Linked DNA regions of Homo sapiens: regions 1 and 3 are each linked to region 2. The links are chromatin loops, found by intact Hi-C in ENCODE. Cell type or tissue: Calu3. All regions are shown on one strand. Each heading gives the region's core, and the rest is flanking DNA. Links, peaks and the distances in the headings are about the cores only. Region 1 has its middle 26 kb from the start of FBXL2. Region 2 overlaps CRTAP (cartilage associated protein). Region 3 has its middle 10 kb from the start of PDCD6IP-DT.

Region 1 (8,425 bases), core at 85-8,084, 120 kb before region 2:
ACTTGTTTGTAAAATTATTGGACACATTTGGGAAATTACACAAAAATTTCCATTTCTTGTGTGGTTAGTGGGTCTATTTAGGTTTTCTATACTTTCTTCAGTTGATTTTTGTAATTTCCATCTTTATAGAAAATGATTATTTTCATCTGGATTTTCAAATTTATTAGTGCAAAATTACCTCTTACAAGGTTTTAAACGCTTTTACATGTCCTCCCTTTTTCACTTAATCAATATTATCAGGACTTAATCTGTATTATTTTATTAATTTTTTCAAAAAGCCATCTTATGGTTCCAATCAATTCCATTTTTCCTATGTGATTAATTTCTGCCTTTATTTGTTTTAATTACTAGACTATTTTTTAGAGCTATTTTAAGTTTACAGAAAAATTGAGCAGAAAGTACAGGGTTCATATACACTTCGTATCTCTCCAACCCACACACAATTTCCGCTATTATTAACATCTTGCATTATAGTAGTTCATTTGTTAACGGATGAATCAACACTGATGCATTATTATTAACTAAGGTCCATAGTTTAATTAGGGTTTATTCTGTGTTGTACGACGGGTTTTGACAAATGTGCAAGGTCATGTATCTACTATTACAGTATTATACAGAATAGTTTTATGATCTGAAAATCCCTTGTGCCGCTCCCTCCCCCACCACCCATCAATCTCTGACCCCTACTGACCTGCTGATCTTTTCTTTTTCTTTCTTTCTTTTTTTTTTTTTTTTTTAGACGGAGTCTCGCTCTGTCGCCCGGGCTGGAGTGCAGTGGCGCGATCTTGGCTCACTGCAACCTCTGCCTCCCAGGTTCAAGTGATTCTCCTGCCTCAGCCTCCTGACTATCTGGGACTACAGGCGCCCACAACCACGACCTGCTAACTTTTGTTAGCAGGTATTTTTAGTAGAGACGAGGTTTCACCATGTTGGCCAGGATGGTCTCTATCTCTTGACCTCGTGATCCGCCCGCCTAGGGCTCCCAAAGTGCTGGGATTACAGGCGTGAGCCACCGCGCCCGGCCCCATACTGAACTTTTTACTGGTTTTTTTTTTTTTTTTTTTTTTTGGAGAAGGGGTCTCGCTCTGTCACCCAGGCTGGAGTGCAGTGGCGCGATCTCGGCTCACTGCAAGCTCCGCCTCCCGGGATCATACCATTCTCCTGCCTCAGCCTCCCAAGTGGCTGGGACTACAGGCACCCGCTACCACGCCCGGCTAATTTTTTGTATTTTTAGTAGAGACGGGGTTTCACCGTGTTAGCCAGGGTGGTCTCGATCTCCCGACCTCATGATCCGCCTGCCTTAGCCTCCCAAAGTGCTGGGATTACAGGCGTGAGCCACCACATCCGGCCATTTTTACTGTCTTTATACCTTTGCCTTTTCCAAAATGTAGTAGTTGGAGTCATACAGTATGGAGCCTTTTCAGACTGGCTTCTCTCACTTACCAATATACATTTAAGGTTCTTCCATGTCTTTTCATGGTTTCACAGCTCTTTTATTTTTATTGCTGATAATAATCTGTTGTGTGGATGTACCTGTTTATCCATTCACCTACTGAATGACATATTGGTTGTTTCCAAGTTTGGGTAATTATAAATAAAGCTGCTATAAACTTTGTATGCAGGTTTTTGTGTTCATTTTCAACTCATTTGTGTAAATACCAAGAAGCACAATTGCTGGGTCATATGGAAGGAGTATATTTAGCTTTCTTTAAAAAACTGCCAAACTGTCGTCCAAAGTGGCTGTATCATTTTGCACTCCCACCAGCAATGGATGAGCATCCTTGTTACTCTATAGCCTCACCAGAAGTTTTGGATTTTAGCCATTCTAATAGGTATATAGTGGTGTATAATTGTTCTAATTTGCAGTTCTCTAATGATATATGATATTATCTTTATCTTTTCATTTGCTTATTTGCCATCTGTACAACGCTGTGATCATAACTCACTGCAACCTCAAACACCTGGGGTCAAATGATCCTCCCAACTCAGGCTGCTGAGTCGCTAGGACTACAGGTGCATACCACCAGCTAATTTTTAAATTTTTTTTAGAGACGGGGTCTTGCCATGTTGCCCAGGCTAGTCCTGAACCCCTAACCTCAAGCAATCCTCCAACCTTGACTTCCCAAAGTGCTAGGATTACTGCATCTGGCCAAGAAGTGTTTTTTAAACTTCCACCGTGGCTGTCAATTTCTTTTGCATCCTTTGTCAATTTTTGTGTTATATAAAATTTAAAGCTATATTGTCCGTGCAATAGAATTGAGAGTCCAGAAATAAACCCATACATCTATGGTCAATTTTCAGCAAGGAGGTAAAGATCATTCAATAGGAAAAATAATAGTCTTTTCAACAAAATGTGGTGGGATAACTAGATATCCACATGCAAAAACAAAAGTAAAGTTGAGTTCTTACCTTACACCAAGCAAAAAATGAACTCAAAATGGATCAAAGACCTAAATGTAAGAGCTAAAAAATAGAAGATTCTTAGAAGGAAATATAGAAATTAATCTTCGCCACCTGGGATTTGACAAAGAATTCTTAGATATGACACTAAAAGCACAAGCAACCAAAGAAAAAATAGATAAATGGGGCTTCAACAAAATGAAAAACTTTTGTGTCTCAAACGACACAATCGAGAAAGAGAAAAGACAGCCCACAGAATGGGAGAAATTTTTTGCAAATCATGTATTTGATAAGGGACTTGTATCTAGAATGTATAAAGAATATTTACAACTTAATAATAAAAGGAAAAATACCTCAACTTAAAAATAGGCAAAGGCTCTGAATAGACATTTCTCTAAGAAAGATATATAAATAGCCAATAAGAACGTGAAAAGATACTTAGAATTATTAATCAGGAAAAGGCAAATCAAAACCACAATGAAGACCAGGCACAGTGGCTCACACCTGTAATCCCAGCACTTTTGAAGGCTGAGGCAAGTGGATCACTTGAGGGTCAAGAGTTTGAGACCAGCTTGGCCAACATGGTGAAACCCCATCTCTACTAAAAATACAAAAATTAGCCAGGCATGATGGTGGGCAGCTGTAATCCCAGCTACTCAGGGGACTGAGGCAGGAGAATCACTTGAACCCAGGAGGCGGAGGTTGCAGTGACCTGAGATCATGCCACTGCACTCCAGCCTGGGTGACAGAGTGAGACTGTCTCAAAACAAAACAAAAACCAAGCAAACAAAAAAAAAAAACCCACACAGTGAAATACCACTTCACACCCACTAGGAGGACTAGAATCAAAAGGTCAGATAGTAACAAGTGCTGGTGTCAATGTGGAGAAATTGGAACTCTCATAAACTACTGGTGGGAATATAAAAATGGTACAGCCACTGTGGAAAACAGTTTGACAGTTTCTCAAATGCTTAAACATAAAGTTACCATATAACCCAGCAATTCTTGTAAGTAAATATCCAAGAAAAGTGGAAACATGATTATACAAAAATTTTTATCTGAGTGTTCATAGAAACACTATCCATAATAACCAAAAGGAGGAAACAAACCAAATGTCCATCAGTAGATGAATAGACAAACAAAATGTGGTATATCCACATAACGTAATGTTCAGCCATAGAAAAGAAATGAAGTACTGATGCATGCTAGAACTTGGATGAGTCTTGAAAACATTGTGCAGTGAAAGAAGCCAGTTACAGAAGCCCAATTATTATATGATTCCATTCACATGAAAGTTCAGAAATCTATAGAGATAGAAAATAGTTGTTTAGGGCTGGAGGAGGAATGGGTTGGTAGGGTGATGATGACTAAAGGGTATGAGGTTTCTTTCCGAGTGATGAAAATATTTTAAAACCGACTGGTGGTGGTTGTACCTATCTGTGAATATACTAAAAACCCTTGAATTGTGCACTTTAAATGGGTGAAATACATGGTTTGTAAATTATATCTTAATAAAATAGCTTTTAAAAAATATATATGTTTTTAGCTCCTACACATTCTTAACAAATATCATCTTGACAATTTGTCATTTTATCAATATGAAATATCCCTCTTGGTCCTGAATTTTTCACCGTGAATCCTATTTACTCTTTATTACTTTACCAGATATCTTGCGTTATTATTAATCTGGTGTATCTTTCTCTATTCCTTTGTTATTAATTTTTCTGTGTTTCTTTCACCAGGTTTTTGTTTGTTTTAGAGAAGGGAGTCTCACTGTGTTATGTAGGCTGGCCTTGAACTCCTGGGGTCTATCAATACTCCTGCCTCAACCTCCCAAGTAGCTGAGACTACAAGCATGAGCCACCATGCCCAGCTTCTGTGTTGTTTTGCTCTAGGTTGTGTCCTTTGGAAGGTTGATTTTAGGTGATAGATAGATAGAAAGATAAACAATTTTTCACATATATGCATGCATAGATAGATGCCCTGTCTTTGAATAGATGAGTTTATAGATAATTTTTCATACATATGCATTTATGTATTATGTACGTGATTTATATAGGAATATGTTGTATCTGCAATATGAGATGCCCTCTCTATGAATTGATGAGTTTAATCTGTCCACATTTATTATGAATACTGTTGTATTTGAACTTGTTTCTGCAAACTTATTTTATAGGTTCCAGGTACTATTGTTTGGGTCTTTTTGCTTGTTTCTTCCTTACTGTTTGATTGAACAAGTTTTTCATTTTTCCCTCTACTTGTTTGAAAGATATACACATTGTTTCTAAACTTTTAGTAATTACTCTTAAAATATCAAAATAAACACACAAACATTTTTCTGTCAAAGTAGTTAATCAGTCGCTCTTTCCACCAAATAAAACAAGAACTCTAGTATGAGTTTTTCTTCCTTTTATCCTCAACCCTTACTTAACTCATATTATTTTTTAGAATTTTTTCTAAATATTTGAAATGGTTTCAAACCCACAGAAAGTTATGGTAAAAGAAAAGTTGCAAGAACAGTACAAGAACTCCCACATATCCTTAACCTAGATTCCCTAATTGCTAACATTTTATCACATTTGCTTCACTTTTGCTCAGTAGAGAGGTAGATAGATATATAATTATAAAATACTTTACTGGCATGATGCTGCATTATCCCTAAACACTAATTAGAGCTTCCCCCAAACAAGAACATTCTCCTCTGTTACCACGAAGCAGTCCTCCAGCTCAGGAAATCAACATTGATCCAACACTGCCATCCAATCCACAGACCCCATTCAAATTCCACCAACTGTCTCAACTATGTCTTTTTTTTTTTTTTCCTATCTGCTCCAGGAATACACTGCATTCCTTTAGCAGACTGTTTCTAAGGTGGCTCTCATGATCCTTGCTTCCTTGTGGTCAGGCCTGTGTATTATACTCTTCCACTGAGTATATGCTGGACTTACTGTCTTCTAACAAATAGAAAACAGCAGAAGTGATGGGATATCACTTCTGATATTTGGTTACAGAAAGACAGTGACTTTTTCCTTGGGCAGTCTCTCCTGCTCTCGTGCTCACTTTCAAGGAAGCAGCTGCCATCATGAGTTGCCCTATGGAAAGAATAGATAACCATCAATCCTGTGTGATAAGGAATTGATGTCTCCAGTCCCTAGTTCTGTCCATAGCTACATAAATGAGCTTGGAAGTAAATCCTCCCTTATTTGGGCCTTGGGATGACCATAGCCCTTAGCTAACAACTTGATTGCTGCTTTGTAAGAGACCTTAAGCCAGAAACATCCAGCTAAGCCACATTTGGATTCCTGTCTCACAGAAACTGCGAGATAATAAATGCTTGTTGAAATCAGTATATCAAAGAGATATCTGCATTCCCATGTTTGTTGCAGCTCTGTTCACAATAGCCAAGATTTGGAGGTGACCTAGTGTCCATCAACATGTGAATGGATAAAGAAAATATGGTACTTATACACAATGGAGTACTATTCAGCCACAAAAAAAAGAATGAGATTCAGTCATTTGCATCAACATGGATGGAACTGGAGGTCACTATGTTAAGTGAAATAAGCCAGGTACAGAAAGACAAACATCGCATTTTCTTACTTATGTGTGAGATCTAAAAATTAAAAAAAAAAAATTGAACCCATGGAGATAGAGAGCAGAAGGATAGTTACTAGAGGCAGTGAAGGATATTGTGGGGTGGGGGGTGAGGAGGGCATGGTTAATGGGTACAAAAAGAATAGTTAGAATGAATGAATAAGACCTAGTATTTGATAACACAACAGGGTAACTAATAGTCAATAATAATTTAATTGTACATTTTAAAATAAAGAGTATAATTGGATTGTTTGTAACACAAAAGATAAATGCTTGAGGGGATCTGATATGGTTTGGATAGGTGTCCCTGCCCAAATCTCATGTTGAAATGTAATCCCCAGTGTTGGAGGTGGGGCCTGGTGGGAGGTGATTAGATCATGGGGGTGGGTTTCTCATGAATGGCTTAGCACCATTTTCTTGGTACTGTCCTTGAGACAGCGAGTGAATGCTCCTGAGATCTGGTCATTTAAAAGTGTGTGGGGCCAGGTGCGGAGGCTCATGCCTGTAATCCCAGCACTTTGGGAGGCTGAGGTGGGTGGATCATGAAGTCAGGAGATCAAGACCATCCTGGCTAACACGGTGAAACCCCGTCTCTACTAAAAATACAAAAAATTAGCTCGGCATGGTGGCGGGTGCCTGTAGTCCCAACTACTCGGGAGGCTGAGGAAGAAGAATGGCATGAACCCGGGAGCCGGAGCTTGTAGTGAGCCAAGATTGCACCACTGCACTCCAGGCTGGGTGACAGAGTGACACTCCGTCTCAAAAAAAAAAAAAAAAGTGTGTGGAACCTCCCCACTCTTTCTTTCTGCTTCTGCTCTGGCCATGTGAGGTACCTTCTCCACTTTGTCTTCTACCATGATTTTAAGTTTCCTATGGTCTCCCCAAAAGCTGAGCAGATGCCAGCATCATGTTTCCTGTACAACCTGCAGCAATGTGAGCCAATTAAACCTCTTTTCTTTATAAATCACCCAGTCTCAGGTATTTCTTTATAATAATGCTAGAACAAACTAATACAGGATGGATACCCCATTTTCTGTGATGTGGTTATTATACATTGCATGCCTGTATCAAAACATCTCATGTATCCCATAAACATATACACCTACTATGTACTCACAAAAATTTAAAATTTAAATTAGGGCTGGGCACTGCAGCTCACACCTATAATCCCAGCACTTTGGGAGGCCAAGGTGGGAGGACTGCTTGAGCCCAGGAGTTTTGAGACCAGCCTGAGCAACATGATGAAATCCCACCTCCACAAAAAATACAAAAAAATTAGCTAAGCATGGTCATGCATGCCTCTAGTCCCAGCTACCTGGGAGCTTGGGGTGGAAGAATCACCTGAGCCCAGAAAATCGAGGCTGCAGGGAAGCATGTTCACATCACTGCTCTCCAGCCTGGGCAACAGATTGAGACCCAGTCTAGAAATTAATTAATTAATAGATAAATAAATAAATATTAAAATAAATAAACTATATTTTTAAAAATACAAAATAAATGATAGTTGTTTTCAGCCATAAGTTTTGGAATAATTTGTATGCATCAATACATAACTAATATAGTTGTCATGTCTCTTGAGGCTCCTTCAATGCAGAACAATTCCTCAGTCTTTCCCTGTCCCTTATATCCTTGATGGACTTAAAGAATAGACGCCTTTCATTCTGTAGAGTGACCTGTAACTTGGATTCATCTGATGTTTGCTTATGGCCAGATTCAGACATGTACTCTTGGCAGGAACACCATAGTAATGATGCTATGCTTCTCAGCGTATCACATCAGGAAGTAATGATATCAATGTGTGCTATCACTTGTGAGGTTAACCTGGACTATTGGTCAAGAACCAGGGCTGCTCTATAAAGTGTTCCCACTGTAAAGTCACCATTTTTCCCTTCATAGGGGATTTGAAAAATTGTGGGAATATATTTTGATAATATGTTAATATTAAACCTCCATATACCAACCTTAGCAAACATTGACCACCATTACCCATATCAACTACCACTATGATGTTTGCCTATTGATGGTTATCTATTTCCATTATTCCTTCTACACTTACTCATACATTTTCTTCTGCAAGGAAGAGCTTTCCCTTCTCCACATGCATTTCTGCACTCTTGTATTTATATCAGTATGGACTCAAATTCTTATTTTATTCAATGGATTGTAATTTAATATTGTTATTATTTATTTTGCTGTTAAAATTGTCCTGGATTTGGCCAGTGGGAGCCCCTCCACAGTTTCCTGTGTCCTTTTAATACGTCCCTACCATTCTTTGATCAGCTCTTTATTTTCCGGCACAAAGAAGTATCATAAACTCATCTGGATATTAAAAGTATTCTAGGGCCAAAATTATTTTCTGTAAGACTAATGTTCCTCCACCTGGGTGGTATTGCTTCCCTAGAGGATGTTTAGAAATGAGAAGTGGGGTGGG
Region 2 (8,425 bases), core at 77-8,076:
GCTCTGCTTCAAGGATACCCAAACCAAGACATAGGCATTGCATCACTTTCCAGTTTAGAAAGCATTTCCACATGCAACACAGTATTTTATTCTCACAACCCTGGGAGGGCAGTATTATTATTCCCATTTTATAGATAAAGAACTGAGACTCAGTTGTTTAATGCCAGTGATGAGTTCATCCCATACATATTTATAGACAGAAAACAAATTCCACGAAGATGTCTTATTCAGAGGTACTTCACCTAAAACGGGTATAGGAAGAGCAGACCTGGAGGCTCAGGAAACTTGCTGGCCCCATGCTCCTCATCTATAAAGCGAAGGATCAGACCAGAGCAAGCTCACAGCTCTCTTCGAGCTCCAATAGCTGACAAGTCCCCAGCTTTCTCAGTAAGCATTTTCCAGTTTGTTCCAAACAAATACTCTAAATACTACCGCTAATGATGGCTTTTCTGTGACCAGACTCATCACAAAATGACCACTCCATAACCAGTTGAGTCAGGGTCAGAAAAGGGGTCAGCTGAGTAAGGTGGAATCAGGAATTTCAAGCAATTCTAGAGAATGACAAAATGCTTACAGTAAAGATGCAATTTAGAAAAAATAATAATAGCAATAGTCTAGCAGAAAAATTGGGGTGTGAGTATCCATGTCTCTTCAGAGTGCTGAGCAATTAAAAATTCACTGTTTTTATATAAAGTGAAAAGATGAAGAATGACCACTGTGAATTCCTGGAGTGTGGCCCCACACCCGTTTCGCTATCAGGAAATGTGGCACTCCTGCCTAGGTTTCCTAGAAAGCCGCTCTTTCCCATGCCAGCATTCTGACTGTCACTGAAACACCCACAGGAACTGTCTTTCTCAAGGTCCCCTCTGTTTCTTACTTCAGGGAGGACTCAGCCTTCCAGTGATTCTAGCAAAGATGTGAGTAATATTTTCTCGTAGCCACCAGACATGTGCTAAGCATGAAAACTTACCTCATCATCATCCATTATATTTTCCTTAGCAAAGTCATACAGCTCCTTCTGGAGTGTGGTCACATTAAAGAACTGAACTGCTTCCTGTTCAGACACAACAGAGAACAGTTTATAGGACCAACCTTTTCATCTTAGAACTGGGAGGAGGGAGGAACAGGATATGGGGTTTTTTCTAAGGTGATGAAAATGTTTAAAATTAGATAGTGGTAATGGCTGTACAACTCTGAATATACTAACAACCACTGAATTGTACACTTTAAAAAGGTGAATTCTATCCTATATAAATTATATCTCAATTTTTAAAAAAGAGTGGCCAGCCCTCAGTGGAAGACAAACTTATGAAAATCAAGATGGCATATAGAAATCCCAATGAAAATACAAGAGCAAAGATCAATTAGAAAAAATCTTTTGAAAGTAATATATAATGAATGGGGTTCACTGACAACACATGCTAAGTGGTGAGTTTGCCTATCAAGGGAATTAAATGATGGTCCATCCGCAAAAGAGACTACCAGGGAGCTGTTAAAGGATAATAATTAAGATGATACATGGATGTGACATGGAGAAATATTCACGACAAATTGTCAGAAAGACAAAGTTGCAAAAAGTTGTAAAACTATGTAAATATGACCTTGTTTTTATAAAAATACACAAATATTTACTATATATATGAGTAAATATATACCTTTAAAGCAGGAGATAAAGAGATGGCACAGGCTGGGCGCAGTGGCTCATGCCTGTAAATCCCAGCACTTTGAAAGGCTGAGGTGGGCAGATCACCTGAAGCCAGGAGTTCGAGACTAGCCCAGCGAAACCCCATCTCTACTAAAACTACAAAAATTAGTGTGATATGTTGGTGCACGCCTGTAATCCCAGCTACTCGGGAGGCTAAGGCAAGAGAATCGCTTGAACCCAGGAGGCAGAGGATGCAGTGAGCCAAGATCACGCCACTGCACTCTAGCCTGGGTGACAGAGCAAGACTCTGTCTCAAAAAAAAAAAAAAAGAGAGAGAGAAGGTGTAGGATTACGAGAGAATTTTGTTTTCCGAGAGAGAAAGAAGGTGTAGGATTATGAGAGAATTTTGTTTTCAAAGTAAAATATTTCTGTAATGTTTGAAATTTGTAGAGTTTTTACAGATTCAGAAATCAGAATGAAGCAGTAAAATGTTAAAACACACACATGCACAAAACTACAGAAAAAAATGACTTTTCCTTGATTTCCTTTTTTTTGGCGCAATCTCGGCTCACAGCAACCTCTGCCCCTGGGTTCAAGCGATTCTTCTGCCTCAGCCTCCCAAGTAGCTGGGACTACAGCCACGTGCCACCACGCCTGGCTAATTTTTGTATGTTTAGTAGAGATGGGGTTTCACCGTGTTGGCCAGGCTGGTCTCGAACTCCTGACATCATGATCCGCCCGCCTCGGCCTCCCAAAGTGCTGGGATTACAGGCATGAGTCACCGCGCCCAGCCCCTTTATTTCCAAAATAACCCTTTCTCTTAAGGCACGAGGTAGTCTCCAGAAGGCAAGAATGAAGAGAAAAGGGAAGGTGTGGTGCACCAGACTTACAGGTCTGGGCTGGAAGTGCTCATCCGAGAGGCCCCAAGTGTCCCTGTGGTACTGGTAATACACCAGGTTCTGCTGCATGACCTTGTCATTCTGATCAAAGAGCAGATAGCTGACTGCACAGGGGGCTGCATTCTTCAGGTCGTTCACTAGGGTTGGGAAGAAAAGACAAATGAAGAAATCAGCAAACCACACCCTATAATTTCTCTGCTTCTAAACAAAAAGGCCATATGAACAAGCCCCTTCTCCACAGTCCTTCTTCAGAGAGCCTGGGGCCGACTGGCAGCCCTGGGTGGGCAGGCCACAGATGGGGTCTCCACGGCAGCCTGGAGGCCAGGCTTGAAACTTAGTTCTAGTTAGGCACATGCCTATGGAGAAATGCCTATGTTCCACTTCCAGCTCTGGTGACCTGAGCTGGTCTCAGGTCCCTGGAAGCAGCTGGAAAAAGCTGGATTGTCCTGGGGCTGAGGGAGATAGGGAGGATGTGCTCAGCAAACAGGTGTCTCATCTGGGTCCTAGAGTGTCTGGATCCCATCTGGATGGGACCACAGTCTCCAGATCTAGGTTAGCTCCCCTACAGCTAAACCAGACCTGGAAAACCCAAAGGATGGTGGAGCCTCTGGGTTGGAGGGGATTTGGAAAGTCGCCTAGTTTTGCCACCTCCTGAGGTTGGAACTCCCACCTCCAGCCTCTCTGCTTGGTGTTGCCCACCTGTGACAGTACCTTCAGCATAGGGATTTTGCAGGGCTTGGGATTTGTCTTGGGAGTGCAGGATGAGGAAGAGGTGATGAGACACAAGCCCCTGGTATGTATTCTGGCACATTCCACTCTAATTTACACAACAGTACCTTTGCTAAAGCTGTGGTTGGCCGGAGAAGCCAAAGCTTGGGTATGAATAAATTGTGCCACCCAGTGGCTGTTTCCTGTAATGACTACTTTAAAGCCAGCTCTTAGGGACATTTACTCTTCAAATATAAATAATACCACCTGCCCTCAAGCAATGTAGCATGGTAGGTGGTCTAGAAAAAATTCAAAACGGGGCAGATTTTCAGGAAGCTCATTTCAGGAAGTACACTTCATTCATACTGTTGATCCCCGAAAGCAGATTTCCTGGGAAGCAGCAAGCATAGCTAGAGGCCTCAGTCCACCAGTGTTGATAAGTCTTTGCCAGTTTCTGATATGCAGGGCGATTTTCAGGGCACGTGAGGATTTCAGAGGCCCAGGGAGCTGCCAGAGCCCGCATGCATCCAGAACACTTCTAAATTCCTAGTGTTCTAGCTTTATACATTTAGAACCAAGCCATGCTCAGTGAGCTAGAAGACCTTATGGCTTTTTATATTTATATAATACATATTCTTTTTCTTTTTCTGACCTTCAGGGTGCAAGGCTTACGTGTTCTGAAGAGGATGGGAGGTGAGATAAAGAGGAACCCCCCCCCGCAAAAAAAAAACACAATTACCACAGTGGGAAAGGAGGGCTAAAGCCAAGATCACCTCTCTCACTCTTCCCAAGGCACCCTGAGACCAGCCACTCCTGAGTGTGAAGGGGCGACCCAGGGGATCTATTCTAGCCAGAAACCTGCCACCGCTAGACCCTGGCATTTCATTAGGGCAGAGGAAGTCCTACTGCCACTTTCCCTAATAATTCTTCTGTGCTTGGAACTGAACTGCCAAGGGACACACTGCTTGAACAAGTGGCACTTGGCAAAGTCAGGTACAGGGAGAGGAGGAAAAGCCGAAACACGCAGGCTCTGAAGTCTAACCCTGAACTTCCTTCTCTCCCACGTTTGCTTCCCATTGTCCACTAGAACGTTCTGATTGAGAAACTCCCATTTCAGATCAAGGGAGGACCAACTAGAATGAAACTAACAGGACGGGCGCAGTGGCTCACACCTGTAATCCCAGCACTTTGGGAGGCTGAAGTGGGTGGATCACTTGAGGTCAGGAGTTCAAGACTAGCCTGGCCAAGATAGTGAAACCACATATCTACTAAAATTACAAAAAATTAGCTAGGCGTGGTGGCACACACCTGTAATCCCAGCTACTCAGGAGGCTGAGGAAGGGGAATCACTTGAACCTGGGAGGCGGAGGTTGCAGTAAGTCAAGATCACACCACTGCACTCCAGCCTGGGCAACAGAGCAAGACTCTGTCTCAAAAAAAAAAAAAAAAAAAAAAAAAGAAAAGAAAAGAAAGAAAGAAAAAAGAAAAGAAAATAAACTCTAACAGTCTGAAAAGTAAAGCTAGTGATAAGGAGGAAGGGAAATAATGATAACAAAAACAAACACACAGTTTGCTATGTGCCAGTGTGGGAATACCCCAGACATTTCACATCTATTAACTCATTTACTCCTCAGGACAATCCTATGAGGTTAGTACTACAATCTCTATTCACAATGAGGAAACTAAAGCACAGAGAAGCTAGTAAGTGATAAGGCTGAAATCGAACCCAGGCACTGTGGTTACAGGCTCTGCCCTGAATCACTAAGCCATGCTGCCTTTTTGTGCAAAGCATAGCACCAGGGTTGTCAGTGGACCTTGATGAACTCTCAACAACCGTAGCTAAGAGTTATTACCTCTATTTTACAGTCTTAGAAGGACTAAGTGCCTCACCCAAGATGTCACAGAAGATTACTTACACTTATAATAGGCAAACTGCAAGTAATGATACATGGTAGCCACAAATTTCTCAACCGGATAGCCTCCTATAACTGGGGTGAGGTTCTCTTCACACTGTATTTTGCATTCCAGAACTTCTACATAATGATCTGAAACAAAACATATAAATTTTCAGAGCAGTGGATCCATTACTTTCTTAATATGCTACTGCCTCCTGCCCAAATGAAAAAGTTAAAAGAAAAATATTTACAGGCCGGGCGCGGTGGCTCACGCCTGTAATCCCAGCACTTCGGGAGGCTGAGGCGGGCGAATCACAAGGTCAGGAGGATCGAGACCATCCTGGTTAACACAGTGAAACCCTGTCTCACTAAAAATACAAAAAATTAGCTGGGCGTCGTGGTGGGCGCCTGTGGTCCCAGCTACTCAGGAGGCTGAGGCAGAAGAATGGCGTGAACCCGGAAGGTGGAGCTTGCAGTGAGCCGAGATCGCGCCACTGCACTCCAGCCTGGGCAACAGAGCAAGACTCCGTCTCCAAAAAAAAAAAAAAAAAAAGAAAAAGAAAAATATTTTCAACACCTACAAGGAGCTGAAAATCTTTAATATACAAAGTTGTTTCAAATCAATATGAAAAAGATGAACATCCACTATATAAATGGCCAAATGATATTAATAGAAATTATTAAAATGTCTAAAAAACATTGAGAGACACTACACCTCTTTTGTAATTAGGAAATACAATTACCCCCAAAATAATTTAAACTACCAAATTGCAAAAGTTTTACAAATTCATACTGTAGTATTAAGAAGAGAACAGTGAAACTTACACTCTCATATTCTGTTGATGGAAGCAAAACAGGAACAAACTTTTTGGAGAACAATTTGGCAAAATTTATCAAAGGTTAAAATACACATATTTTCCAACCCAGCTGTCTACTTCTAGGAAATTTTCTTTAGACACAGGCATACATAAACACTGTTTATAACAACAAACAAACAAACTTGTAAGTACCTAAATGCCAATCAATAGGATGAGGATTAATAAATTACAGTATATAAAAATAACAGAATCTACACAGCCTTTGAAAGAGAGTAAGGTGAACCTAAATATAGTCAAAGACTACAATTCCCATGCAGCTAGGTTGGGGCCATATGACTAGTCGTGGCCAATGACATGTTGAGAGTAACAATTAAGGAATGCTACTTCCAGGCCTAATCCCTAAAATCTCCCACATGATCCTTGGCTCCCTCCCTTTTCTCCCTTTATGCAGCTAGAAGCAAAAGACTCCAGAAGGGTTGCACACATTTCATAAGACTGTGGAGGAACAGGCACTTTCAAACATTGCTGGTAGGAAGTACAAAATGATACCTTAAAACACTAAAATTAATTTACAGAAACATTTACTCTTTGAACTATTATTTCCACTTTGGTTGACTCTGAAAACACGCCTCCATACTTACTACCATCACCAACAAAAAAGCCTTACATACTTACTACCACCAACAACAAAAAATTAACATCAACAATAAGGGTGCAAACAAACATCATACATATCTTGACGTGATATCCTGAGGAGGACATTTATATAGCGGTCCAGCCAAAAATACACAACCTGAATGTAACTGTGAAGACACATAATAGAAACCCAAATTGAGGAATGTTGACAAAGTAATTAGCCTATATTCTTAAAAAATATCATTGGCATAAAAAGACAAAGAAGGCCAAAGGATTGTTCCAGATTAAAGAATTCTAAAGGAAGATGACAAATAAATAGGAAGCATGATTCTGAACTGGAACCTGTACCAGGAAAAAAAAAGGTGCTAGAAAGAACATTATTGTGACAATTAACAAAAAGAGAATATGAACTACAGATTGAATACAAGCATTGTATCTAGTATATTAAGTTTCCTGAATTTAATTACTATGGATATTTAGATAATATTATTGTTCTTAGGAAATAAACTGAAGTATAATGGGGTAAAGAGTAATAATGCATGTGCAACATACTTCCAAATAGTTCTGAAATAAAAATAATTATACAGAGCTGGGTGCGGTGGCTCAAGCCTATAATCCCAGCACTTTGGGAGGGCAAGGCGGGCGGATCACTTGGGGTCAGGAGTTTGAAACCAGCCTGGCCAACACAGCAAAACGCTGTCTCTACTAAAAATACAAAACATTAGCCAGGTGTGGTGGCGCCTGCCAGTAGTCCCAGCTACTCAGGAGGCTGAGGCAGGAGAATTGCTTCAACCCGGCAGACAGAGGTTGCAGTGAGCCAAGATCGCACCACTGCACTCCAGCCTGGGCGACAGAGTGAGACTCAGTCTCAAAAATAAAATATAATAGGCCGGGTGCGGTGGCTCACGCCTGTACTCCTAGCACTTTGGGAGGCCGAGGTGGGTGGATCACCTGAGGTCAGGAGTTCGAGACCAGCCTGGCCAACGTGGTGAAACCCCGTCTCTACTAAAAATATAAAAATTAGCCAGACGTGTTGGTGCATGCCTGTAATCCCAGCTACTCGGGAGGCTGAGGCAGGAGGATTGCCTGAACCTAAGGGGCAGAGGTTGCAGTGAGCCGAGATCGCGCCGTTGCACTCCAGCCTGGGCAACAAGAGGGAAACTCCATGTCAAAAATAAATAAATAAATAAATAAAATAATAACAATAATAATTATACCCACAGCACATATGGAGAGAGCAATAAAGTAAATGTGGCACAATCAATGTTACAAATTGGTGAATCTAGGTAAGGTGTACATGAGAGTTCTTTGTATGATTCTTCCGACTTCTCTACAAGTTTGAAATTATTTAAAAATAAAAACTAAAGAAACTCTAAATATCTATATATCTATACTGTGAGAGGAAAATAAATCTCAGGACCTCAAAATCACTAAGCCAAAGGGAAAAGTCAAGCTGGGAACCATGTAGGACAAATGTGTTTCCCATCCTATTCCTAAATAAGATAGCTACAAAAATTTAAAAAAAAAAAAAAAAAGCCACAAATCTCTCTCATAATTTGCCCACAAGGAAGTTTTTGTGGACAAAGGACAGGCAGAACTCAGTCATCCCTCTGCTCACATGGAACAAATGTATATATGGTTGTTTCCTTTGCTCTGTTGTTTCACTAAGCCAGACTAAAGCATAAGTGACTATTCCTGCAAATTGCATATTCAGTGAAAGGCTAATCAGAAACTCAAAAGAATGCAACCATTTGTCTCTCACCTACCTATGACCTGGAAACCCCCTCCCACTTTGGGTTGTCCTGCCTTTCTGGACTGAAGCAA
Region 3 (8,425 bases), core at 136-8,135, 660 kb before region 2:
CAATTATCCTACCTCAGCCTCCCAAGTAGCTAGGACTACAGGTGCACACTACCATGCCCGGCTAATTTATTTGTTTATTTTTTGTAAAGACGGAATATCCCTATGTTGCCGAGGCTGGTCTCAAACTCCTGGACTCCAGGGATTCTCCTGCCTCAACTTCACAATTCATTTTTAAAATTTCAGCCACAGCATAGAGTTTTGCAATAAACACTCACCTACCCACCACCTAGATTCTAACATTAACATTTTACTATGCATGCTTTATCTCACATTTGTCCATCTAATCTTCCCTCTATCCACCCATAAATCTACCTTGCTTTTTGGATCCATTTCATAGTAAGTTGCAGTCATCAGAAAGGAAAAGTAAAATAAGTAAATTTATTGGTAAATAGGCAATTGATGGGAGTCAAAAGATATTTAAATGATATCAATGAATGTCACTTAAAGTTAAAAAATCGAATAGCAGAAGGAGGTAAAGAAAAAAGGAAGTAAAGAAAAAGACTTTTAAAATGACTCACAAAAGAAAACCCAATGTGATAGATTATAAAATTGGCCACAAACTCTTCCTCTCCCTTTATCATGATTTTGCAGTGTGACATTGCAGATCTTCCCACCAGGAAGTGGAGTCTTTTTCTGCACCCTTTAAGTCTAGGTCGTTGATGTGAGCTGCTTTGGCCAATGGGGCATTAGCAGTTGTGATGCAAGCAGACACTTCAGTCATCAGGGTTTGTCCTCTCTTACTGCACTTGCAACCCCGTGACCTCCATGTGTACCGTCTTGCCTGCTGGATTATGAGAGACGTGGTTGAGTCACTCTCCTAGCCCTAACCAACAGTCTGCTAATTGTCAGACATATGAACAAGGCTATCTTAGATCATCCAACAACCAGGCAACACCCTAGATGACCTCAGACACAGAAGCAAGCACCTGAGAGATCAACTGAGCCAATCTAGACCAGAACTGTTAAGCCAACCTACAGAATTATGAGCTAAATAAATGGCTGGTTTTTAAGTTTTGGCATGGTTTGTTATGCAACAGAAGCTAACTGATACACTATCATTATGGTACATGCAAGCAACATACCTAAAACAAAATGATTCAGAAAGGCTAAATAGAAAGGAATAGACAGACATACTAGGTGCTGTGGACTGAATGTGTACCCCCAACAGTCACTTCTTGAAATTCAGTTCCAAATGCGATGGTATTTGGAGGTGGGACCTTTGGAAGGTAATTAGATTGTGAGCACAGAGCCCTCATGAATAGGATTAGTGCCCTTCTAAGAAGAGACGCAACAGCACTTGCTTCCTCTCTCACTCTGCTATGTGAGGATACAGTAAAAAGGTGTCTATATGCAAAGCAGTAAGAGGGCACTCACCAAAACCCAATCATGCTGGTACCCTGCTCTTAGACTTCACATCCTCCATAACCGTAAGAAATAAATGTTGTTGAAGCCACCCAATCTATAACAGCTTGAACTAACTAAAACACCAGACAAATGGAAACAATAGGAGTGCAGGGTCGTTCTTTTGATATCAGACAATTCAGACCAAAAAGGCTTAAATGTAATTAAGGACATTTCATAATGCTAAAGGCTAAAATTATCCAGAAAAAAAAATGTAGCTAAAAGCCACAATAAAGATAAGAGTTTGAAATATCAAACTTTTGTATCAGCTAACCCAAAATATCTGTGTACCAAGTAACACAGCAACCACCATCATAAAAAAGAAACTATGGGATTACATTTCCAAGTAATAATTTCTTATCTTTGGCCAACTCTGTGAGTAGCTAAGGGAATTTTAAAAAGTGTTACTCAGGGATGATCCAAAGAAGATACATTTGGAAGCAAGATAGGTGGATTAAGTCTGTGCTGAATAATAATTTGTCATACCTCATTATAAGAGATGTGGCCATGGCCAGGCGTGGTGGCTCACACCTGTAATCCCAACACTTTGGGAGGCCGAGGAGGGCAGATCTCTTGAAGTCAGGAGTTTGAAACCAGCCTGGCCAACATGGTGAAAACCCAATTCTAATAAAAATACAAAAAAATTAGCCGGGCGTGATGGCAGGCGCCTGTAATCCCAGCTACCGAGGAGGCTGGGGCAGGAGAATCACTTGAACCCGGGAGGCAGAGGTTGCAGTGAGCTGAGATTGTGCACTACTGCCTGGGTGACAAAGCGAGACTCCGTCTCATAAAAAAGAGAGAAAGAGAGAGATGGCCTTGTAAAATTACAGGACAGAAGGACAGATGGGAAAATATGTATCTTCTACCTTGTGGTTAGGCTGTACTCTATGAAAATTAATATTTGTCCTTGGGAGATGGTGATTCAGCAGTCCCCTGCAGCACAGTCAGGAGAGCAAAGAAGTTCATTGATGACTCACAAGAGAAGTGAGTTCCTTCACCTGTCCTTTACTTTTTGGTGAAACCTGGATAAAGTTCCCCACGTTCTCCACCCTAACTTGGAATATAAGAGAACTCCTCTACTCTCACCCAGCACAGTCTCCCCCAGAGTATTATTCTAGCTTACTTGTTATTAAATGGGTAATTTTGCTCTCCAGTGGTCATTTTTGGTTGTCACAACTTGGTGGGAGAGGATGCTACTAGCCTCTAGTGGATAGAAGCTAGAGATGCTTCTAAACATTCTACAATGCACAGGACAGTCTCTCATAGCAAAAATATTATCCAGCCCTAAATGTCACTAGTACTAAGGGTAAAATTCGCTTGAAAAGCATATTACTCAGAACAGGCTCCAAATTTTGAGAAATATACCGCTAGGGGTATAGTCTGATCTATTTGGAAGGGGTGGGTTGTTCAGAGAATGAATAAAGTCTTGCTTTGAAAGGTGAGAAGAAGGAAGCATTGTTGCAGAGATATTGGCTCCTAAGAATAGGGGAGAAAAATAAGGAAGTGGAGTACATCAATGAGGGGTGAACTTCCAGAGGAATTTTCCATTAAACTAAAGAGAAATTTACTGCCATTTTCTTTATTGACCCCACCCTCATTAAAGGCAGAATGAAGGAACAAGACAGCAAAGAATGTGACTGGCCCCATGGAAAGGAAGTTGTATCCTATCCTGGGGACTCTGTCCAGATGTTCCAGGTGGTGACAAACAGCAACATAATATAGTGGTTTATGCAGACTTCTTCACACATGTGAGGAGCAAGCTTGGAAGTTCAAAGGGTTTGATGTAAGTTGCTCTGTCTGGTAGGCATTGTGGTTCTTCTACCTCCAATATACTTTCACCCATTCACCCCTCTCTGAAGTTAGTATCCTCCTGATCTCACCCTGGGTGTCCTCGCCTCTCCCTCTTTGTTCTTTGTCTTAAGCCTTAAGGGATAAGAATGTGGCTCAGGCCTTAGATCATTATCATAATCCCGTCCTCAAGCCCCAGTAGTACAGAAAAAAAAAAAATGACCCAATTCTGACTATAGAGATGTAAAAAGAGGTTTGCCAGAGATAACAGAGAAGGAAGCTTCTTAGCTCTTTTGAGGGAATTTCTGAAAGTTACCCCACTCTCTAGATGTGGCTGAAAAAAAGTATCTCTGTGTATTAGGGTTCTTGCACACAATAGAAATGAACTGTGGATAATTTAAGCAGAAAGCAAATTTATTAAAGGATATCAATGAGTTCATAGACTCTCTGGAAGACCAGAGAATCCGGCTTCAGGGCCACACAACAATTTATCCTATTGTAGAACTGCTCCAAAGAAAACACCACCATTGCTCCCAATGAGCACAAATACCCCACTGGCAAGGGTGCTGGTCCCTAGGGACTTTCACCTGAACTTCTGCAACTGCTGCTTCTGGAGCTAGTACTGCCACTCTTGCCAGGAGGGTTTCTGCATGGTGATTGCATCTTCATGTCACCAGATTTCACAGAGCTGCAAGGGAGACTGGGAAACAATTTCTGATTTTCACATTGAGAAAATAAGGACTTATAAGATGGAGAACTCTCCATAGGAAAGGTTTTCAAGGGTGCCTTGTGGCCATAAAGAAAACATATGTCCACTATACCTTGGGAGTTGTTGTCAGCCATCTTATAACTTTGATAGGGAATTAGTTTGATGTCCCAGAAGCCAGAAAACGGAGTTAGAAAGAAACTAGGTGGACGATGATATCTCTGAGATGCTGAGTCAAACCCCAGGTGAAGTCCACTCTATTTCTGGGATCTCGGTCCATTGCCTAATAAATCCCCTCCATTGTTCAAACATGTTTGAATTGGGTTTTTTCATCGTTGTTCTTTACAAATGACTGCATCCTAATTGATACATTAAACAAACAAAAAATCATTAGAAAACACTCCTAAATTCCTTTTTTTTTTTTTTTTTTTTTTTTGAGACAGAGTCTTGCTCTGTTGCCCAGGCTGGAGTGCAATCAATGGTGCGATCTCAGCTCACTGCAACCTCCGCCTCCTGGGTTCAAGCGATTCTCCTGCCTCAGCCTCCCGGGTAGCTGGGATTACAGGCGCCCACGACCATGCCCGGCTAATTTTTGTATTCTTAGTAGAGATGGGGTTTCACCATGTTGGTCAGGCTGGTCTTGAACTGCTGACCTCATGATCCACCCACTTCAGCCTCCCAAAATGCTGGGATTACAGGCATGAGCCACCGTGCCCAGCAACACTCCTAAATTCTTAATGATGGCATTACTGGATTATAGAATATGTGCATTTTAAATTTGGGTATATGTTATCATAGATTATCTTCCAATTTTTTGCACGATTTTTTATTTCCAGTAACAGTTTTTGATAGTTTTCTTATACCCTCACTGACACTAAATTCTGTCCTACTTTTTAATATTTATTAACCTGTTAGATGAAAAGTAGTGTATCATTGTACTTTTAATCTTTAATGAATGAATTGTGAGTGAAATCAAAACTCAACATTCAAATTGATTAGGTGTACACAGTACATCATGTTTTCTACGTGTTTTTGTCCTTCCATGTTAAGTTCAGGAACAGAGTCCAAAAGATCAATCCTGCTTATAACTGACTTTAAGAAAGATAGAAAACTACTCCAGTCCAAACAGCCCCCAGCCTCTGCTACCTCTGCCCCACAAGGTGTCACTGTTGAGACACAGAATATCTACTACAGCACGACCTTTCGCAGGATGGAGCTATTAAAATTTAAATGCTCTGGGCTGGGCGCGGTGGCTCGTGCCTGTAATCCCAGCACTTTGGGAGGCCAAGGCAGGTAGATCACGCGCTACTCGGAAGGTTGAGGCAGGAGAATCGCTTGACCCCGGGTGGCGGAGGTTGCAATGAGCCGAGATCACATCACTGCCCTCCAGCCTGGCTGACAGAGCGAGACTCTGTCACCAAGAAAAAAAAAATGTAAATGCTCTGACAATCTATGGTTCCAAAGTTACAAACACAAAGGGCTTTTTTCCTAGGACACATGTGTGATGCTAGAGTAAAATTTGTAGGAACTGAGCTAGAAACTTGTTGTTGCTGCCAGGATTGTTAAGTCCAGGTAAGCAGTCCAGGCTCCCCTCTCCATGGCGAATTTCTCCTGTCTTTTGCTGCTGCCACGTCAGGTCAGGGCCATTCCAGTCCAGAGGTGATATAGCAATATTAACCCTCCTAAAGGAAGTGATCAGGGGTCTCAGTAACTGCCTTCCCAGAAGCTTAGTCTTTGGGAAAATTTGCTGACTTTCTCCCAGCAGCCTTTGAACTTCATGTACCAAAGAAAATGATGAAAAGAGCTTCATTGTCAATTCCCACATGTCCAGCTACAACCTTCCCCTGTGTTTCCTTACATCTACCTAATTAAAATGATCCCTCGGTATGTCTCCCAGAACAGAGGGCTATTAGGGGATCTCCACTAACGGAGATGCTTTACTTATTCGAGGCAGTTCAGCCCAGTGGATAAGAATGTCTGGAATCCTGACTTCCAGAGTTTAAATTCTAACTACAATATTTATCAGCTGTGTCACTCACTCTAGGCCGTTCACTCAACGTCTCTAAGCCTCAGTCTTCACACCTAAAGATGATAAAGAATACTACCTACCCCAAAGGGCTATCATGGGAGTTAAATAAAATACATTAAATACCTGACAGGCTGCCCAGAACACAGTAAGTACTCAATGTTAGTTACTGTTGCTTTTTTTTTTTTTTTTTTTTTTTGTAATTTTATCACTATCATTGCTGAAAGCCTCTTTTTTTTTTTTTTTTTTTTTTTTTTTAATAGTAATGGGGTCTTGCTTTTTGCCCAGGCTGGTCTTGAGCTCCTGGACTCAAGTGATTCTCCTGCCTTAGCCTGCCAAAGTGCTGGGATTACAGGTATGAGCCACCATATCTAGCCAAAAGCCCTTCTTTGTATCTCCTCAATGTTTAGAAGTAGAAATAGTTCATCTCTAGAAAGAAAACATTCTATTAATAAATGATGGACAGAGTGCAGAGAGTTTTTTTTCTCACCAAATCTCATTTCACTTCCCCAAGTCAACCTCTTACCAATAACGGCCACTTTTTATATGATAAATTTAATATGATATCTTGCTGTTAAAAAAAAAAGTTTAAATGAAATTAACACATTTATTTGAGTAAAAGAATGATTCATGAATTGGGAAGCACCAAGACCAAAAGAGGTTATGGGCTCTGCTCTGGAAGCACCTACCTATTATAGGCTGAACACAGAAGCAAAGTGAAGAAATTACCTGAATTGCTACAGCTAAGTGTTTGCCTTATTTGGGTATAATCTGATGGGAGACACCTAGTTATATAGCCAATTCACTCAGTGGCTGTTTGTGATTGGTTAGGGCTGTATTTTTGTTTGTCTATTTAAGTCAGTTATAAGAAATACCTCTAAATTAGGCTTTGGGCTGGGCACGGTGGCTCACACCTGTAATCCCAGCACTTTGGGAGGCCGAGGCGGGCAGATCACTTGAGGTCAGAAGTTTGAGACCAGCTAGGCCAACATGGTGAAACCCTGTCTACCAAAAATATAAAAAATTAGCCCGGTGTGGTGGCACGTGCCTGTAATCCCAGCTACTCGGGAGGCTGAGGCAGAAGAATCGCTTAAACCCGGGAGCCAGAGGTTGCAATGAGCTGAGATCATGCCACTGCACTCCAGCCTGGGTGACAGAGTGAGACTCCATCTCATAAAAATACATAAATACATAAATAAACAAATAAATAAATAAATAAGGCTTCAGCTTGCTTATGTAAGGGCTCAGGGTGCAGAGACAACCTCAGGCTAGTGGCCTTCTTATTTGCTTTAAAACTGCTGAAACATCCCATTGCCATGGGAGTGACTTAAGCCAATTGTCTATTTTTGAGTATTTAGGTTGTTTCTACTCTTTTTTTCTTTTCTTTTCTTTTTTAAGAGAGACAGGGTCTCACTCCATCACCCAGGGTGGAATGCAGTGGTGCAATCATAGCTCACTGTAGCATCAAACTCCTGAGCTCAGATGATCCTCCTGCTTCAGCCTCCTGAGTAGCCAGTACTACAGGCAGACACCACCATCCCCAGCTAATTTTTAAACTCTTTGTAGAGATGGGGTCTCGCTATGTTGCCCAGGCTGGTCTTTAACTCCTGGCCTCAAACAATCCTTCTGCTTCAGTCTCCTAAAGCACTGGGGTTACAGATGTGTCACCCCACCTGACCTGTTTCCACTTTCTTGATGTTGTAAACAACATGGCCAAGATGGTAGTTAACTCTTTATGTGCATTTGTCATTCATTATTATTTTGTTGGATTATTCCAACAAAGTACTGATTATTCTAAGTACTGATTTGTTTTTTTTTTTGAAACAAGAGTCTCACTCTGTCACCCAGGGTAGAGTGCAATGGTGCAATCATAGCTCACTGTAGCCTCAAACTCCTGGGCTCAAATGATCCTCCTGCCTCAGCCTCCCAAGCAGCTAGGACTTACAGGCACATCCACCATGCCTAGCTAATTGTTTTATTTTTTGTAGAGACAGGGTCTCACTATGTTGCACAGGCTGGTCTCCAACTCCTGGGCTCAAGTGATCCTCCCACCTCAGTCCCAACGTGCTCGGATTACAGGCCTGAGCCACTGTACCTGGCCTAACATGGACATTTTTTAAAGCTTTTGATCTGGCTTACGGAATTTTGCCTCATCTAGAAGAGATGGTTGACTGCATTTCTAACAACAGTGTATGAAAGTACTGAAACCTAACCAACATTAGCTATTTTGAGTTTTTTTTTTAGTCTTCACCAATTAAAAAGATGAAAAATTGTTCCTCACAGTTTTAATTTGCATTAATTTTATTTCTAGTAAGTCTATGGATTTTTCTATATGTTTCTTGGCTGATTTTTTGTACACTTTTGTACTTTTTTCCTTTTTTTCCCTTTCAGTTCTAGACCTACAGATGTACTCTTTAAAATGGCTATTTTGAATATTTCTTTTGTAGAATTTTTCTTCTAAGAGTGCTTTCTATTATAAGAGTAATAACCCTTTATTTTTCAAG

What was found. A loop is a pair of places that touch in the nucleus more often than their neighbours do. Peaks named below come from ENCODE experiments on the same cell type or tissue, not always from the same donor. Only the 100,000 strongest peaks of a DNase experiment are listed, where the experiment ranks them.
Region 1: a loop joins it to region 2, with 6 times the contacts of the local background. A loop is called at or near these places in 12 of 110 quality-filtered maps.
Region 3: a loop joins it to region 2, with 5 times the contacts of the local background. A loop is called at or near these places in 29 of 110 quality-filtered maps.

Annotation. Positions count from the first base shown.
Region 1 is chr3:33,247,729-33,256,153 of GRCh38, reverse strand. No RefSeq gene overlaps it. Among named protein-coding and RNA genes, the nearest start is that of FBXL2, 26 kb to the left of the region's middle. In Calu3, for the core only: a CTCF peak has its summit at 3,373; no DNase peak of the experiment used is centred there.
Region 2 is chr3:33,126,811-33,135,235 of GRCh38, reverse strand. CRTAP (cartilage associated protein) reads right to left here. Exons shown (of 7, transcript NM_006371.5): 4 at 5,169-5,297; 5 at 2,536-2,681; 6 at 971-1,054. Among named protein-coding and RNA genes, the nearest start is that of CRTAP, 17 kb to the right of the region's middle. RefSeq lists enhancers at 870-939, 3,497-3,546. In Calu3, for the core only: no CTCF peak of the experiment used is centred there; a DNase peak (open chromatin) is centred at 3,415.
Region 3 is chr3:33,784,230-33,792,654 of GRCh38, reverse strand. No RefSeq gene overlaps it. Among named protein-coding and RNA genes, the nearest start is that of PDCD6IP-DT, 10 kb to the left of the region's middle. RefSeq lists an enhancer at 2,509-3,406 and a silencer at 5,135-5,194. In Calu3, for the core only: a CTCF peak has its summit at 5,090 (motif pointing right); a DNase peak (open chromatin) is centred at 5,074.